Linked DNA regions of Mus musculus: region 2 is linked to region 1. The links are chromatin loops, found by intact Hi-C in ENCODE. Cell type or tissue: left cerebral cortex. All regions are shown on one strand.

What was found. Hi-C counts contacts between places; a loop is a spot of excess contacts. Peaks named below come from ENCODE experiments on the same cell type or tissue, not always from the same donor. Only the 100,000 strongest peaks of a DNase experiment are listed, where the experiment ranks them.
Region 2: it touches region 1 in a loop (3-fold over the local background); 2 of 42 quality-filtered maps call a loop at or near these places.

What each region holds. Positions count from the first base shown.
Region 1 is chr2:171,583,035-171,591,034 of GRCm38, forward strand. No RefSeq gene overlaps it. Among named protein-coding and RNA genes, the nearest start is that of Gm35481, 53 kb to the right of the region's middle. In left cerebral cortex, a CTCF peak has its summit at 3,358; DNase peaks (open chromatin) are centred at 2,676, 3,453, 4,026 and 4,781.
Region 2 is chr2:172,136,144-172,144,143 of GRCm38, forward strand. No RefSeq gene overlaps it. Among named protein-coding and RNA genes, the nearest start is that of Gm35719, 16 kb to the right of the region's middle. In left cerebral cortex, a CTCF peak has its summit at 4,023; DNase peaks (open chromatin) are centred at 1,089, 1,901, 3,101, 3,541 and 1 more place; H3K27ac peaks cover 886 bases.

The sequences.
Region 1 (8,000 bases):
TCATAGCAGCATTATTTATAATAGCCAGAAGCTGGAAAGAACCCAGATGCCCCTCAACAGAGGAATGGATACAGAAAATGTGGTACATCTACACAATGGAGTACTACTCAGCTATTAAAAAGAATGAATTTATGAAATTCCTAGCCAAATGGATGGACCTGGAGGGCATCATCCTGAGTGAGGTAACACATTCACAAAGGAACTCACACAATATGTACTCACTGATAAGTGGATATTAGCCCAAAACCTAGGATACCCAAGATATAAGATACAATTTCCTAAACACATGAAACTCAAGAAAAATGAAGACTGAAGTGTAGACACTATGCCCCTCCTTAGAAGTGGGAACAAAACACCCTTGGAAGGAGTTACAGAGACAAAGTTTGGAGCTGAGATTAAAGGGTGGACCATGTAGAGACTGCCTTATCCAGGGATCCACCCCATAATCAGCATCCAAACGCTGACACCATTGCATACACTAGCAAGATTTTATCGAAAGGACCCAGATGTAGCTGTCTCTTGTGAGACTATGCCGGGGCCTAGCAAACACAGAAGTGGATGCCCACAGTCAGCTAATGGACGGATCACAGGGCTCCCAATGGAGGAGCTAGAGAAAGTACCCAAGGAGCTAAAGGGATCTGCAACCCTATAGGTGGATCAACATTATGAACTAACCAGTACCCCGGAGCTCTTGACTCTAGCTGCATATGTATCAAAAGATGACCTAGTCGGCCATCACTGGAAAGAGAGGCCCATTGGACACACAAACTTTATATGCCCCAGAACAGGGGAACGCCAGGGCCAAAAAGGGGGAGTGGGCGGGTAGGGGAGTGGGGGTGGGTGGGTATGGGGGGGACTTTTGGTATAGCATTGGAAATGTAAATGAGCTAAATACCTAATAAAAAATGGAAAGAAAAAAAAAAAAAAAAAAAAAATAAGATCAAGCCAGCCAACATTCCAGCATGGGCTGGGAAGGGCTAACCAACCCTCCTTCCTAGCTGAGTTGCTACTGACAGTTGACAGACAGCCTGTGGATAGAAAGAGTCCGTTTGCTTTAAGGGTGTGGCTCCTCATAAGGCACAGCACACTTTTGTGGATGATCCTATACTCGCAAGTGTATGGGCAGCACAAATGGGCTATAACAACAACAACAATGACAACAAAAACAACAACAACATCAAAAAACGAAGTCAAGAAGTCAAGAGGTGACAGACGTGGGGGTGCATCTGGGAGGGGACAAGAGAAAGAGTAATGTGAGAAACAGCTAACATGTAATGAACTTTTAAGCTTATGTTTCTTATGATCATTTTTAATAATATAAAAGTTTAATGATTTAAAATCCCAAAACATATGTAATCTTATAGGGTTTCAATTGTCCACTTAATTTTTTTTTCTCCTCAATAAACCAATGGCAACTTTTAGGGAAATTTGTATTAGTATTTAAAATTCTAATGATCAAAACTGTAGTCTGTAGTAATTCCTTACCAGATACACAATGAGTATTTAAGGACACGTTTTAAAAATTTAGTTTTGACAGTCTCAGTCGTGTTTGTATTTTGATCAAATCTTCTTGCCCAACCTCTCTTCTATCTCTCATCAGTTTTCCCTCCTATCTTCATGGGATTTATTTTTAAACCTGCTGAGCCCACTTAGTGCTGCCTCTTATGGTCATGGATGTAGTACCATCCCCCGGAGCATTCATAGATTCTCTGGGCTCATATCCCTGAAGATACCTAACTCACCCTCCATCAGCAGCCATTGACTCGCAAGAAATAGCTCCTCTGATAGGGGTGGGACTTCATGAGCTGTTCCCTGCACCTTGCTTTATTGCTGCTGACTTGATTCCATGCACGAGTTATGCAGGTGGCCATCACAGCACAGCTGTCAAGTTCATGGATGTAACAGATTCAAAGATATGATCAGAGGTATCAAAACTGCAAGTCATGTCCCAGGCAGCAATGTGGTAAGAAGGTCACACTGGTCTTCAGATGAGCTGCTGGCTCCCAAACCTAATTGTTATGTCTTATATCAGCTGCTCTGATACTAATGGTATGAGACAGACATGAAACATTACCATCTAATAGAGCATTGGGAGAGAAAGTGTTAGAGGGAAAACGAATCTGGTGGGTGAAATCATTTATGAAGCTCAGACATGAGATATCCTTGTACTTGAGTAGTTTCAACCATGTTGGACGTTGATAAGTGGCTGAAAGAAAGCCCATCTTTGTCATCTCTTTGTAGGGAACTTTTCTCCTTCGGCTGAGCCATCGATCATTTGACTCAATGAAAATGAACTGATAATAGACAGATGCACAGCACAGAAGGTAGACGATTTGATTGCATCATGCATAAGAATTTAGCCCACTCCCCCTGTTTGTCTCATTGCGGCAGGACAAGAATGGAGGACAGACCTGACAGAGGGAATGTAGGTGACTTCTGGAAAGATAAAAATGGCTCTCAGATGGCAATGTTTTTACCCACTTGGAGTGAAATCTTTAGTGAATGAAATAACAGGGAAATTGTGTCCCTCTTTGTGGATCTGGGTTTTAGTCCGGTAAACAAATTTAAGAGGAAAGGGGTTTCATTAGTTAATTGTTGCTGAGAAAAAAATATCTGACAAATGTAACTAAAGGAAGGAAGGTTTATTTTGCTCATAGTTCAAGGGTACAATCCATGGCGGTGAGTCAGGCTGATTGGCACTTGAGGCAGCTAGAGACATTGTATCCATATTCAGGAACCAGTAAGGCAGCTGGAGACATTGTATCCACATTCAGGAACCAGTTAGACAGCTGGAGACATTGTATCCACATCCAGGAACCAGAGAGATGTGAGTGCCTGCACTCAGCTCATTTCTTCCTGTTTATTTAGTCTTGTATCTCTGCTCAAGGTGATGCAGCTCTCATTTAGGATGGGTTTTCCTACTTAAGTTGATCGAATCTAGGTGTTGCCTTACAGATGTGGCCAGAGGTATTCATTTAAATCCCATCCAGCCTTGGCATCACAAATCTTTTCTAGCCTCATATGATTGCTAAGGACCTTCTAAAATAGTCATCACACCCAGGTGCCTACAGCCTTTTCTGGATGCTTCCTTTCATCAGCAAGGTGCCATTGGCACTTGTGGTCGGAAGGTATACCATTCCGTTTCCATTTTTCCATTTTCTATTCTGTGAAAACTCAACTCTGGTTAACCAAGTAAGTGATTTATAAACTTAGTAAAGCCAGGAATAAATAAGTCTACAATGTTTCATGGTGGCAAAAAAATAAAAATAAAAAATCCTACTTCTAGATATTCTTGGAAGGACAGGAAATCCCAGTTTCTGGCTTCTCTATTTGTGGTATCCACACTCCATAGAGAGAAATCTGGCCAAAGCTGGGAGCTGCATCTGGCAGCTGTTCAGGAGGCTCTGTTGCTAAACCAGAGGTAAAATGAGAAAATCTAAGCAAAGGACACAAATAGGAAAAAAATACATTAAGCAGCAGCAAGCTCCCAATTAAGCTCTGCGGACTTTTGAAGCTGAATCAGCTTTATACCAACACAGCATTATGTAGGTCAAGGAGCCAATTTAACATCAAAAACAGGTCTTTGCAGCCAGTCTTAGCTCATGTGCTTGGCCAGCCCTCCTCCCTCCCTCCCTTTGCCAGGCTCTTAACACAGAGTGACTCATTCCAGGTGAGCGGTTGGGGCGAGGGTGGGTGCAAGCTTGATCCTCAGTACGGAGAAGCCGGGTATGCACCTGCTGACGCACAATTCAATCCAACTGTCTCTGTAGTATCTCAAACATCCAGGCTCCTGCCTAGCTTGAGGAAGAAGAGACTAACCATGTACCAGTAAGTCGGGAACATTGCAGGTGATTATCTCAAGTAAAGGGCCTAAATCATTGCCTGCTTGTAACATTCACCCAGAACTTACCACAGTTGTAAGAGGACAAGGGTCACCACTGTATTTTAATTACTCCTCCTTGTGGAGTGTAGTTTTTAGAGGCTGGGAGCAGAACAGGCTTATCAGACCATGACATCCAAGAGTGGAGTAGAGGGAGGGACCTGAATAAACTCTGCTCAGCGCATGCGTACATGAGTACATGAACACACAAGGCCTACATCAGCCCCTGGAAATCTGTCCTTTCTACAGGGGATGATTTTACAAGCCTGCGAATAGCAGTCAGTGTCTAGAGCCCTAGTCTGGACTGTGCAGCATCCCTAAAGACAATGTCTTCGTTGTTGATCCTCAGCACCTAGTGATATCTGGAGATGCTGTGACGGTCCGTGCTGTCAACTTGAATCCCAGACCAGCTAGGAGATGGGCCTCTGTGTGTTGTATGGTCCTGTGGGGGATGGCCTTGATTATGTTAACTGTTGTGGTAAGACCCATTTTAACAATGGGTGGGAGCCATTCCCTGGCTGGAATCTTGGGACTGCATAAAACAGGAAATCGAACTTACCAACAGTAGACATCCACCACTTCTGCTTCCTCAAGGTGGATTGGATATGACCAGCTGCCTCGACCTCCTTCTACCTTGACTTCCTTGCCATAATAGATCCCTTGAGCTGGGAACCAGAATAAACTTTCTTTCCCTTAAACTGTCTTTCTTGCTTGCTTTTTATTAATTTTGGGGGAATTTCCTACAATGTGTTTTGATTATATCCATCTTCTTTCCCAGCTCCTCCAGATCCACCCACTTCCGCACCCTACTCCTCCAGTGCAGTAGGTTTGGCCCCTGGGAAGTCTACCACACTCCAGCGGAAGGCCGCACACATGAGCATGCGCACAGCCTAATTTGCATTGAAGTTGCTTTTGTCAGAATATGGTATCCCAGCAACAGGAAGATAGCCTAAGAGGGAAGCTTAGCCGCTTGTGAGCATTTTCAGTGTGGTCCCACGGGACTAGTGGAGAGTCTTTTCAGTGGCGCTTTGATATAAGATCTCTCATGCCTCATGAGCAAGCTTCGGGTGGGTAGGATTCTCTTCTCTTTTCTACCCACCAGAGCCCCGCTGATCCCACCACACCAGATACCCCGGTACGCACAATAACACAATTTCCAAACTCTACAGAAATAATCTGTTCAGTTAATTCCACTTCCAGGAAGCATTTTGGGTTGAATTCAATCCAATTTTGGAGGAAGAAAAAAAAAACAACAAAAAAAACAATTGCACAACCGAGAAGCTTAAAAATCTCACTCCTTTTAAATCTATGCCTGGGAAATTCTTCAAGGCCAGAGCCAGTGATGTGGCCAGGCTGGGGCTGAATGGCATGAATTATTCAGCATGGTAGGAAGAGCAGATGCTCCTCCTCTGGGCCCTGAGGTTTGAAAGGTAGAAAGTTGGAGGGCAGCAGTGACTACACCAGGGGGGAAGAAAAGATAAATGATCGCCCTAAATCTCATAAGCTCCAACATCTGCAGCAGCACATTTAATTTGGTGGCAGAGCCTCCACTGCTTGCCTTAGGTTACGAGGGCAAATAGCAGGAGGAGGCTTATGAATCTGGCTTGGACTTTATGAGAGAAAGGGCGTGAAGAAGGGAAGAGAGGAGTGAGGGGAAAGGAGGAAAGGGGGAGGGGAAGAAAGGCAAGGGAAGGTCAGGGAGAGATCTATCCTAGAGAGCAAAAACAGACAGACAAACAAACAAACAAAAAACAAGCAAAAAGAAAAGAAAAAAAAGTGATTTGAGGTGTCCAAGGGAATCAAAATGTGTGGAAGCAGATGCAAAGAACTATGCTATCCAAATAGAAATAGCTGACATTCAACTAAGACTTCCTGTCTTATTGATCATTATCAATCATTGTTTATTTCTGCTGGGTACAAAGTCAATCTGGAGATATTTGAGGGGGGTATTCTTTGGTAAAGGAAGGTGCTAAGGAAGAATGGGATGGACGGGAATGTTTTTATAATAAATGTAAATACTGAAATCATAAAAGCTCAGGATTTTAGAATTGGGAAGCACTTGAGAGGTCCACCATATGGTCCTGGACTGCCGAATTTGAGGCATGTCCAATTTCCTTCCTGATTAAAATGACTTGTAGATGATGGATGCATTGATGGGTGGGGAACAATCTGGATCCTATAAAGTCTTATTTAAATCACCCTGAAGACTTTTCTACCCCATCATCTGCTTTCTAATGTTGGAAATTGAGAGCAGATGAACGGAGCCATCTTCGTAGTGCGAAGAGAGCCGGCTTGGAAGACGGTGCCTTTTGATGAAGGGGAGGCATGCTATTAGTGTCTCTGTAGCACTGTCTGAGAGTAAGAAAGCCCACAATGTCCATCCACCTTTCTTGGAATGTGGAATAAATTCTGTGAATAAATTGTGAGGACCTGAGTTAAAATTCCCAGAACTCTCATAAAGACAGACACGATAGTACAAGTCTGTGATTACAGTATTCTCCAGTGACACAGGAGAACCCTCATTGCTGGAGCTCCGGCTGTCTGGGTGTAGGTGGTGGTACACAAGAGGTCCTATCTCAAGCAAGGTAAAAGCTGAGATCCTAAACCAGACACTGTTATCTGAATTCCACCTGAGTGCCGTGGCATGCATCCATGGACACACCCATACCGAGATGTTTCCAAGCATGCATTCAAAGAGAGAGACTACAAGCTGGGATTTTGTTATAGTTATTAAAGGAAATTTGAGAAACAAATCTTCAAGACACTGTCTACTTGACTATGAGCACACAAGTACACACACACACAGGTGTGCAAAAGAAAAAAGTAGAGCAGTGAATGCCATTATTCAGAATGGGTTTCCACACAATGGACCTTTGGCAGTTTCTGAAGATGGATTGGATTGTCACAGCTACCGGGGAGTGGTCCAGTTGGCATCTAGATGGCAGAATGTAAAGGCGTCATTAAGCACTTCACGCTGAACAGGATAGCCTCAATCCTCATGATCCAGGCCCAGTACCAATAGGAAAGAACTCGAGAGGTAATGAAGGAGGAAGAAGAATAGCAAAACATACTTCAACACTCAACATGTAAACTCACTGCTTGCAGGGAGGGTGGAGGCAAGGGAGAAGGGTCACGTGTTCGGGGCTTTCCTGAGCTACAAGGCAAGTTCAAGGCCTTGTCACAAGGTGAAATTTGAAAAGAAAAGCCTTGATAAAATTCTGTGTAACTCAATGGCAAAATCATTGCTTGCTATGCATGAGGTCCAAGGTTCAAACTCTAGTGTATGTGCATCAGTAAATAAGTAAATACATTTCCTAAAAAAGCGTGAAAGCTACCGTCATTGGCTTGCCTATGTAAATCTTTCATGGCCACTGGTCAAAACAGTCCCAAGCAGCCACCGTTGGTGATTGCTTAAAGAGAAAAGGGAAGTTTGCAGAGGTTAAAGAAATACCCAAGCCTCTGAAGGAGGAGAGCAGGGGCATCAGGCCAAGCCAGGCTTCCTTTCATTGCAATGCTGAGATTCTAAGGAAGACACTATCTTTACAAAGAAAACCTGTTTGCTAAAAGAGGTGAATTTAGTGAGAGACCTCAGGTAAACACAGGGAGAAGAATTCCTGAAGAAAACAAAAATAAGAACTGTTCAGAAAAAAAAAGTATATATTTTTTCTATTATGAAAACGTATTACGTTGAGTATGGGTCCGCATGCCTATGATGTCAGCACAGGGGACATTGAGGCAGGATGACCATGACGTAACGGCCAGGCTGGGATACCGACAGAGACTTTGTCAAAGAAAAAAAAGAAAAAGAAAGGAAAATAAAAGAAAAGTAGAAAACAAAGCAAAAGAATCTAAGAACGATATATTGAAATGTGTTTCTTGCTACTCCTACCTGGGTGGAAGCAGAAAGGCCATAGAGAACCTGACCCGAAATTCCAAATTCAAGCACAGAGGGGTGAGAGTGTCAAGGTCTGCTTTCCTGAGTGACAGCCGCACAACTTGGTCAGTTATACCCAAGGGCTGAGTACCTAAGGCAGAAAGTTACAAAACACGCAGGAGCGGTGTGTGTCCTCTACCCCAGGGTTGTCACCCTCGTGCTAGTGACACGGGAACACTCTGTGTC
Region 2 (8,000 bases), 550 kb after region 1:
GAATCTATAGCTCTGGCTGATTTAAAACTCTTGGGCCTCCTGGCTTGGTCTTCTGAACTGGGCTTGTAACCGCAGTCCATCACTCCTAACAAGAAAGTCAGTGCTCAAATTCAGTGACTAAGGTCTGGTGTATCTGGCAATCTTTCTAGATGGGTTTGTCCACCACAGGATACATGCAGTAAATATTGGTTGATTAATTATTAATTAACTTGGGTTGCTGAACCCAGCACTTGTTTTTGTTGAGACCGGATCTTTTGATGTAGTCCAGTCTAGCGTCAAACTCTCCACCTTCCTGCCTCAGCCACCCAATAGGCATATAGCACCATGCTCAGAGGTGTTGCCGCCATTTTAATAAACATTACCAATATACTTTTGCTGGAAAACAAATGGAAGATCTTTTTTACTTTCATCATCAACCTCTTCCCCACACAGGTGGAACTGCTCCAACTCTATCTAAGCCAACATCCCATCTCACCTGTCCTGAGGCAGTCTCTCACTGGCCTGGAACTCACCAAATAGGCTAGACTGACTGGACACAGGGATCTCAGAATCTCAGTCTCCCCAGTATATAGACTACCCTACCCAGCTTCGGGGACTTCCTGTGGTTGTTGTTAGTAAGTTCTAGGGATCGAATCCATGCCCTTAGGCTTGCAAGGCAAGCCCTCTCCCAACTGAGCCATCTCCGAGCCTCTGTGCCACAAGCTTTTGATTGTTTTTCTGATCCTGATTAATAAACCTAGGGCCACACACACAGTAGGTATATAGTTATGATTTTTTGAAGACTTTGTCTGATTTTAGTTTTGACAGTCTCAACCCTGGTCTTCAGATCCAATAATGCCAACAGTCTGAGACCACTGGAATGCACAGCTCCTTCCCCCCACCCCCTGACTCTGAACCCTGCCAGTGGCTCAGGGCATCCATGCCTATTCTACATGCTAAGGACCAGGCTGCTCATGAAAATCTGAGGACGCCCAGAACCTCTGGCCACTGGGGCATTTTTTACTTTCCTGTGGCTTTTTATTTCCTTCTTGTTCATTTCTTGAATTCAATTTTTTTAAGATGCAAAAATATCCAAAGAACTTTACATAACTGTCCTGGATTGTTTTAGGAAATCACTCTCTTCTGGTACCAAAATTTCACTCTCACTTACTCGCCTTTTTTATTTTGAGGGTGTTTCCTTTAGACCAGATTACATAGTAAAAAAGATTTCGGTTAAGCAACATGTTCCAGTTAATGAATGATAACTCTATTTCTTCTTAAGAGGCTGTAACTTGAAAAATATCACTAGTTTTCATGCAAAATAAAATCATTCCCTCTTAACAATCTCCATTCAACTAGAAAAGACTGGTAAGCCTCAGTTTCCCCATCTGCACAGGGAGATGGGTGTGACGGTCCCTATGTTTAAAGAGCAAATCCCTATGGCTTTTGTCGTTTTATTTGTTTGTTTTGCTTTTTTTTTAGATTAAAATGTTTCTTTTTAAAATTTTCATTGTGGTATTCATTGTACATAGTACTGTTATATAATGCGGCCTGTTTATTTATTTGCTTATTTCTTTATTGTATGACTCTATGTTTACACTCTGCAGCATTTGTGTAGAAGCCATAAGACAATTATCAGGAGGTCTCTGTGTCTATCACGTGGGTTCTGGGGATTAAATTTAGGTACTCAGGCTTGACAACACCTTTACCTACTGAGTGACCCGTCTCACCAACCTGACATTTTCTTCTCTTTTCTTAGCATTGTGAAACTCTGCAAGTAGCATGCTTTAATTCTCTGTAAACCAGGATGTCAGGCTACATTATTTACTCTTTGTTTTCTGATTTATTTTTAAATCCATTGAGTTTAATTAGGGTTGCCTGCGGGAGCATGAGTATAGAACTGTTTGCCGGAGCGTGGGCAACTCACCAGTGGCTACATCACTGAAGAAAATGTCACCCCCTCCTCCAGCAACCAGGAACTGTGAAGAGCTCCCCAGGGAGGGCAGAGGCCTCCTGGGTCCCTCGGCTATCCATGATGGGATGTTGACAGGCCCAGTCTTGTGCAAAACTTGTATAAAAAATGCATCGTTGCTAGTGTGCGTGACCTAAGTGACCACGTCCTGTCTGGATGGCAGTGTTCTACAGCAATGCTCCCATCCCCCGACCCTTGCTTTCTTTCTGTCCTCTCTCCTACACCGGTCCCTGAACCTTCAACGGGTGACACTGGTGAGCACTCAACAGCCACTTATTCTTGGCACATTTGCCAAATAGAAACCTCTGCATTGACTTCCACCCACTGCAGAAGGAAGCATCTCTTCCAAGGCTGGAAGCAGGACTATCTATGGGTACAGATATAAACATTTAGAAGGCAGTTTGATAGTGTGTCCATTTTTGCAAACCAAGAGTAGCAGGTTCCCCACTGTGGCCTCTGAACCATATCGAGTCTGAGTGGGCTTACAGAAACAATTATATATCGGGTCCTCATATCCAATCAGAAAGTAGTTGGATACACCCTAAACAACCATGCCATTATTGTACTAGTGGGCGTATCCTGCCAGTGAGGTCACAGCTGTAGCCATGAGTGTCCACAGCTAAGTAAATCATCTCCTCCAGCAGGCTACACAGTACCCTTAGACACCAGCATGCTAGGCAGCTGAGTTAAGGTCAGATTTCTCTGGGTGTGGGATCTTCAACAAGAGGGTTTTACCATCTAGTTCTGACGAGCAGCCAAGAGCAATGGCAGTACCCTGTATTGTTTTGGAACCTCTTGGACCTCTCTGGCCAACAACTCACAAGGGGGTATTCCACAGCTAGCACAAAACTTTTATTTAAAAACCGATGATTTCTAGGAATAACATAGTCCGTCCATGTAGGCAGCACCTACATGGCACCCGACATTTTTATACAAGTATATTTATTGTACATTGATCGTCTTTCCCCTCTCTACCCTCCCCTCCCAGTTAGTTCCCTTTGTTACCACAGACAGTTTTGCTTCCCAGAGAACATTGCTTTTCTCTGAGAAGAGCCCACCCACCTTCCTCTTCCCAAGACGGTGAATGTCAATCTAGACCAGATTGTCTCAGGAGTCTGGAATTGTCATCCAGACATTACCAGTCAGAGCATGTGGTGACTCAAAATGAGGTGGAAAAAAACTGCAAACACAGGAACAGCGTTCTGTGGCAGGTGCATAGAATACCTTGAAAACTGGACGAGAGAAAGAATGAGGAGGAGGAGCAGGGAGCGGAGGGAGCCTGAGGAAACTGCATAACTTCCGGCATAACTTCCGGAGTTCCCGGGGCTTTGCCACCTCCAGCCGGTGTTCTCTGGACAGGACTCTTCAGTAGGAACTCTCCATTAAATACCACTCTCAGTTTCCTGATTTTTACCAGAAGGCACCATTTAGTGTCTCTCTTTTATTTTTTTCTAAATACATCACAAGTCTGTTTCTCTTCTTTACAGTCCAAATGCCCGCACTAAAACAGGGGAAGAGAGAACCAAAGGTATCCTTCTTTCTCCACACTGGCCCTTTAAGGTTCACATAGGCCCCTCCCACATGGAAATCCCAATTAAAGGGGAACAAGGTCTTTTAAGGCTACATGACCATCAATATATATAAAGGTGACAGGAGACCAACATAGCCCAATTACCCAAATGTCTTGCCGGGTAGCAGTTTTAAACAGTCAAAAGGCTCTTTGGAAAATCGTCTGTTTCAGAGGAATTAGAGCCAGCTGTGAATGTAAATGTTCCCTAATCCTCAGGGCAGCCTCTCTCAGAATAACAGGAGGTTGCTGCTTCTTCACAGAGTTGTCAGGGCACGGTTGCACCATTCAATTTAGCAAGGGTCACTCAGCCTGTGTTCACATTTCATGGTGTAGGGATTCTAGAATACAACAATTTCCCTTCCACCAGCAGGGAGAGGGACCTGACCCATCCTGTATCCCACTGTCACCCTGGCATCCACATTGGCTGTGAGCAGTTAATCACCCAGTCCTGACCCCTTTCAAAGGGGTGCCCGAGTGTTCCCTTCAGGCCTCCTCTGAGTGGAGAACCACTTACCAGTCCTACAGAAACACAGGCAGGCCCTTTAAGGTACTGCTGTTCTGAGAACTTCATGAATGGTTTCCGGGGATGTGGAGGAGGCCAGCATGGGGCTGGCAGATGAATCACTCGCCACCGCACAGATGTGAGCACAAAGCACTCTCTGCCTCCTCTACACACAGTGTTCCTCTGGATGTGTCCAAGTGGACCCATTTAGCAATGAACTAGCTCTGAGTTAGACAGTAAAAATTCAGACTCGCTCCTGCAGCTGAAGGGCTGGAAAGTTTTAGGAAGGTCTGATTTTGATGCAAATCGACTTGCCCTGCTATGTGGTAGCTGGTGCTTTTCCCTAGGCCTCTATTACCCAGAGAAACTTGGTTCAGTGCAACCCTGCCCTGCTTCCGAAATCCTGACACTTGAGTGGAACCCGGGTCTCAGAGTAGGAGGTTATGCTTTTGCAGACAAGTTGCTCTCAGTCAAGTCAGCCTCTCCAAAACTTCTGGAAACATCTAGGAATCCCTATGAATAATGAAGCTTATTAAAGGATAGAAGTATGTGTGAGAACCTCTGTGGGAACAGATCAATGATAATGATCATGGTGATTATGGTGAATAAGATACTTGAATAAACAGATGCATAGATATAGAGATGATAGATAGATAGTAGATTGATAGATTATAGATAAATGATGATTATAGATTATAGATAGATGATGACTATAGATAGATGATAGATAGATAGATAGATAGATAGATAGATAGATAGATAGATAATTGGATAGATAATAAACAGATAGATGATAGATAGACCACTGAACAGATGATAGATAGATAGATAGATGATAGATAGATACATACATACATACATACATGCATACATACATACATACATACATACATAGATGATATACTATGATAGATACATAGATGATTGCATAGATAATAGATACATACATACATACATATATACATACATACATAGATGATATATTATGATAGATACATAGATGATTGCATAGATGATAGATAGATAGATAGATAGATAGATAGATAGATAGATAGATAGATACATACATACATACATACATACATACATACATTCATACATACATACATAGATACATTGATAAATAGATTAATATATAGACAGTATATGGAATAATCTACGACAGGCAGTCTACAAGATAGAGAGCCAGAAGCATGGCTCAGTCCTATAAAAGTAACTTTTATCTCCAGATGCAATTGCTGTCTCAGAGATTTACTGCTGAATAAGCTCACCCTTTCTAGTTCTTTCTGAACCCTGGCTGGCTGGTTCAACTCAGCTGTTTTGAATTTTGCAAAGCTCCTCTCCAAGCTGACTGATTCGGTCTGGCTTCTCTCAGTGAACTGCTCTGCTTTGCCTCAAACAACTGGCAATTTGTTCTAATCCCCTGGCTCCTTCTCCTTCTCTGGCTTCAGCCGCCTCTGCTGACCTGCAGTGCACTGCATGGACTCAGGAGGAACTCATCAGCCCCTCTGCTGTGCTCACCACTCACCGCACTGACTCCCAACTGACTCAACCCCCAGCTCGCTGACTGCATCCTCTCGCCCTGTGCTGCTCTTAGATAGATTTTCTCCCGAGTGATGGGCGTATTCTATCTCTGGCTCAGCGTGTCAAATCTTTCTCTTTGTCTGCCCCTCAATTAGAAGTCATTGTTTGGAATTAAAGGTATGTGCTAAAGGATTCCAACCAGAGGGATAAAAGATGTGCACTAAGGGTATGTCTGCATCCCCACAGGATCACACAGACCTAGGTCTTTGGATGTGATCAGAACAGCCATGTTGCTGGATTAAAATTTCTCTACACAGTCCAGTGCTTAGTCACCAGAATCTTGGAAGCAAATCTTGCAACTCTTGGTCCAAGGCTGATAGCTAAGGACCTCGGAGATGTTGCTGGTGTAAGCCTTAGAGTCCAAAAGCCAGAGAAACAGGGTTCTGAAGTCTACTAACAGGAGAATATATCCAAGCTCAAAAGAACAGACAAAACACTCATGGTATGGTTTGGTTTAATTTGGTTTGGTTTTCTCTGAGCTCTTAGTAAATTGAATGGGGCCTGTCATTACTGGATAAGGAAGAAGGTATCTTCCTGTCTCTCTTCAATGATTCAAAGACCAATCCCTTCTGGAAACATACTCACAGACACACCTGGACATAATGTTCTACCAGATATCTGGATGGCCTTTGATTTGATTTGGTTTTTAGTTATTTAAGACATGGTCTCACATGTCCCAGGTTGGCCTCAGACTCACCATGTAACTCATGTTTAGCTTGTTGGAATTATATATATGCCACACCTTGCCAGTTTGGAAAGATAGAAGAGATTCTAAGACTGGACCAAGATTAGGGAGCAACATTTTGCAGTGCCCAGTGGGCGAGAAGGCTTGGAGCTATGGCTCCGTGCTAGGGCGTTTGCCTCTGATATATGATAATGTAGTTTAAAAATTTGACTAGATAGCCATGGAATGTTTTACATATTTATTGATGTGCATGTGCATATGTGTACACACACACACTAATGCACACAAACACACGCATACCTATATGCTACTAGTAAACTGGCAAGCATATTGATAAACATACACAGGAGCCAACTAAAACATCCCTCAAAGACTGCCTCTCACCTTGGCATGATTGACTCGTGACTGTGAGTTTAGTACCTGGGAGGCTGTGAGTAGAGGCTGCGAGTAGAGGCTAGCCTGGGCCATAGAGCCATAGAATGAAATCCCGTGTCAAACAGATAAGAGCTTACTTTTAGAAATAGAAAAAAAAATATCTGCAGATAAAGACTAATGCAAGCAAACGATTATCTAAAGAATTAGAGAAAGTGGGCTAGAGAGATGGCTCAGTGGTTAAGCACCCTGGCTGTTCTTGCAGAAAACCTGGGTTCGATTCCTAGTACCCGCTGGCTTACAACTGTTCATAACTCTAACTCCAAGGTATCTGGGCACCCTCTTCTGGGTTCTGCTACCAATACACACACACACACACACACACACACACACACGGTGCACATGCATTCATGCAGGAAAAACACTTACACACATAAAGTAAATAACCCTTTAAAAATAAAGGACGATAGAACAGATCCCAGATGTTAATGCAGATGTTTGTTCTCAAACAGCTGAAGCACAGGCCCTGTTCTTTACGTGAGCGATGCTCACAATGGCTTCCCTCTCACAAGGACAGAATGAGAAGGAAAAGAGAAACCCAACATGGGCGGGGGAGGGGAACCCTGACCCACGCGACCTCAGCCGGGTGGCCAAGGTCAGCTCGACAGCCATTAATCATGTCAAGCATCAAGAGTACCACATAATGAGAGCAGTCCTCTGCCTCTGGGATCTCACAAAAACTCATAACTCCAGCCCTGAGGAGACACCCTGCCACCCGCCTCTCAGGGACATTCCCAAAATACCTGACCAGTAATTCTCAACAATGTCAAGGTCATCAAAAAAGGGAAAATTAGAGACATTGCCCCAACCAGGAGGAGCCAGAGGTGACATGCAGCTGAATGGCCCATGGTCTAGGAACTGAAAACACACATCAGGCAACAACTGAAGACCCCTGAATAAAGACTGGAGGGTACTTCATGGTATTCGTCTCGGTGCTGGAGAACTGTCTGCACAAACAATACACTACTCTCATCTAAATGTCGATGACACAGAAAACCAAGTCTATGCTATGTGGGGAATGTTTGTACCATTTTAATAATTCTCCTGATATATATGATTTTTAGGATTTATTTACATTATTTTATGTGTATGAGTGTTTTCCTCAAATATGCATCTGTGTGCCACATGTATGCCTGGTGCTCAAAAAGCTCAAAGGAGGGCATCAGATTCCCTAAAACTGAAGTTGCAGATGGTTGCGAGTCACCGCATGAGTGGTGGGAATCGAGCCTACCTCTGCAAAAACAAGTGCTCTTAACCCCTGAGCTTATCCAGCCTC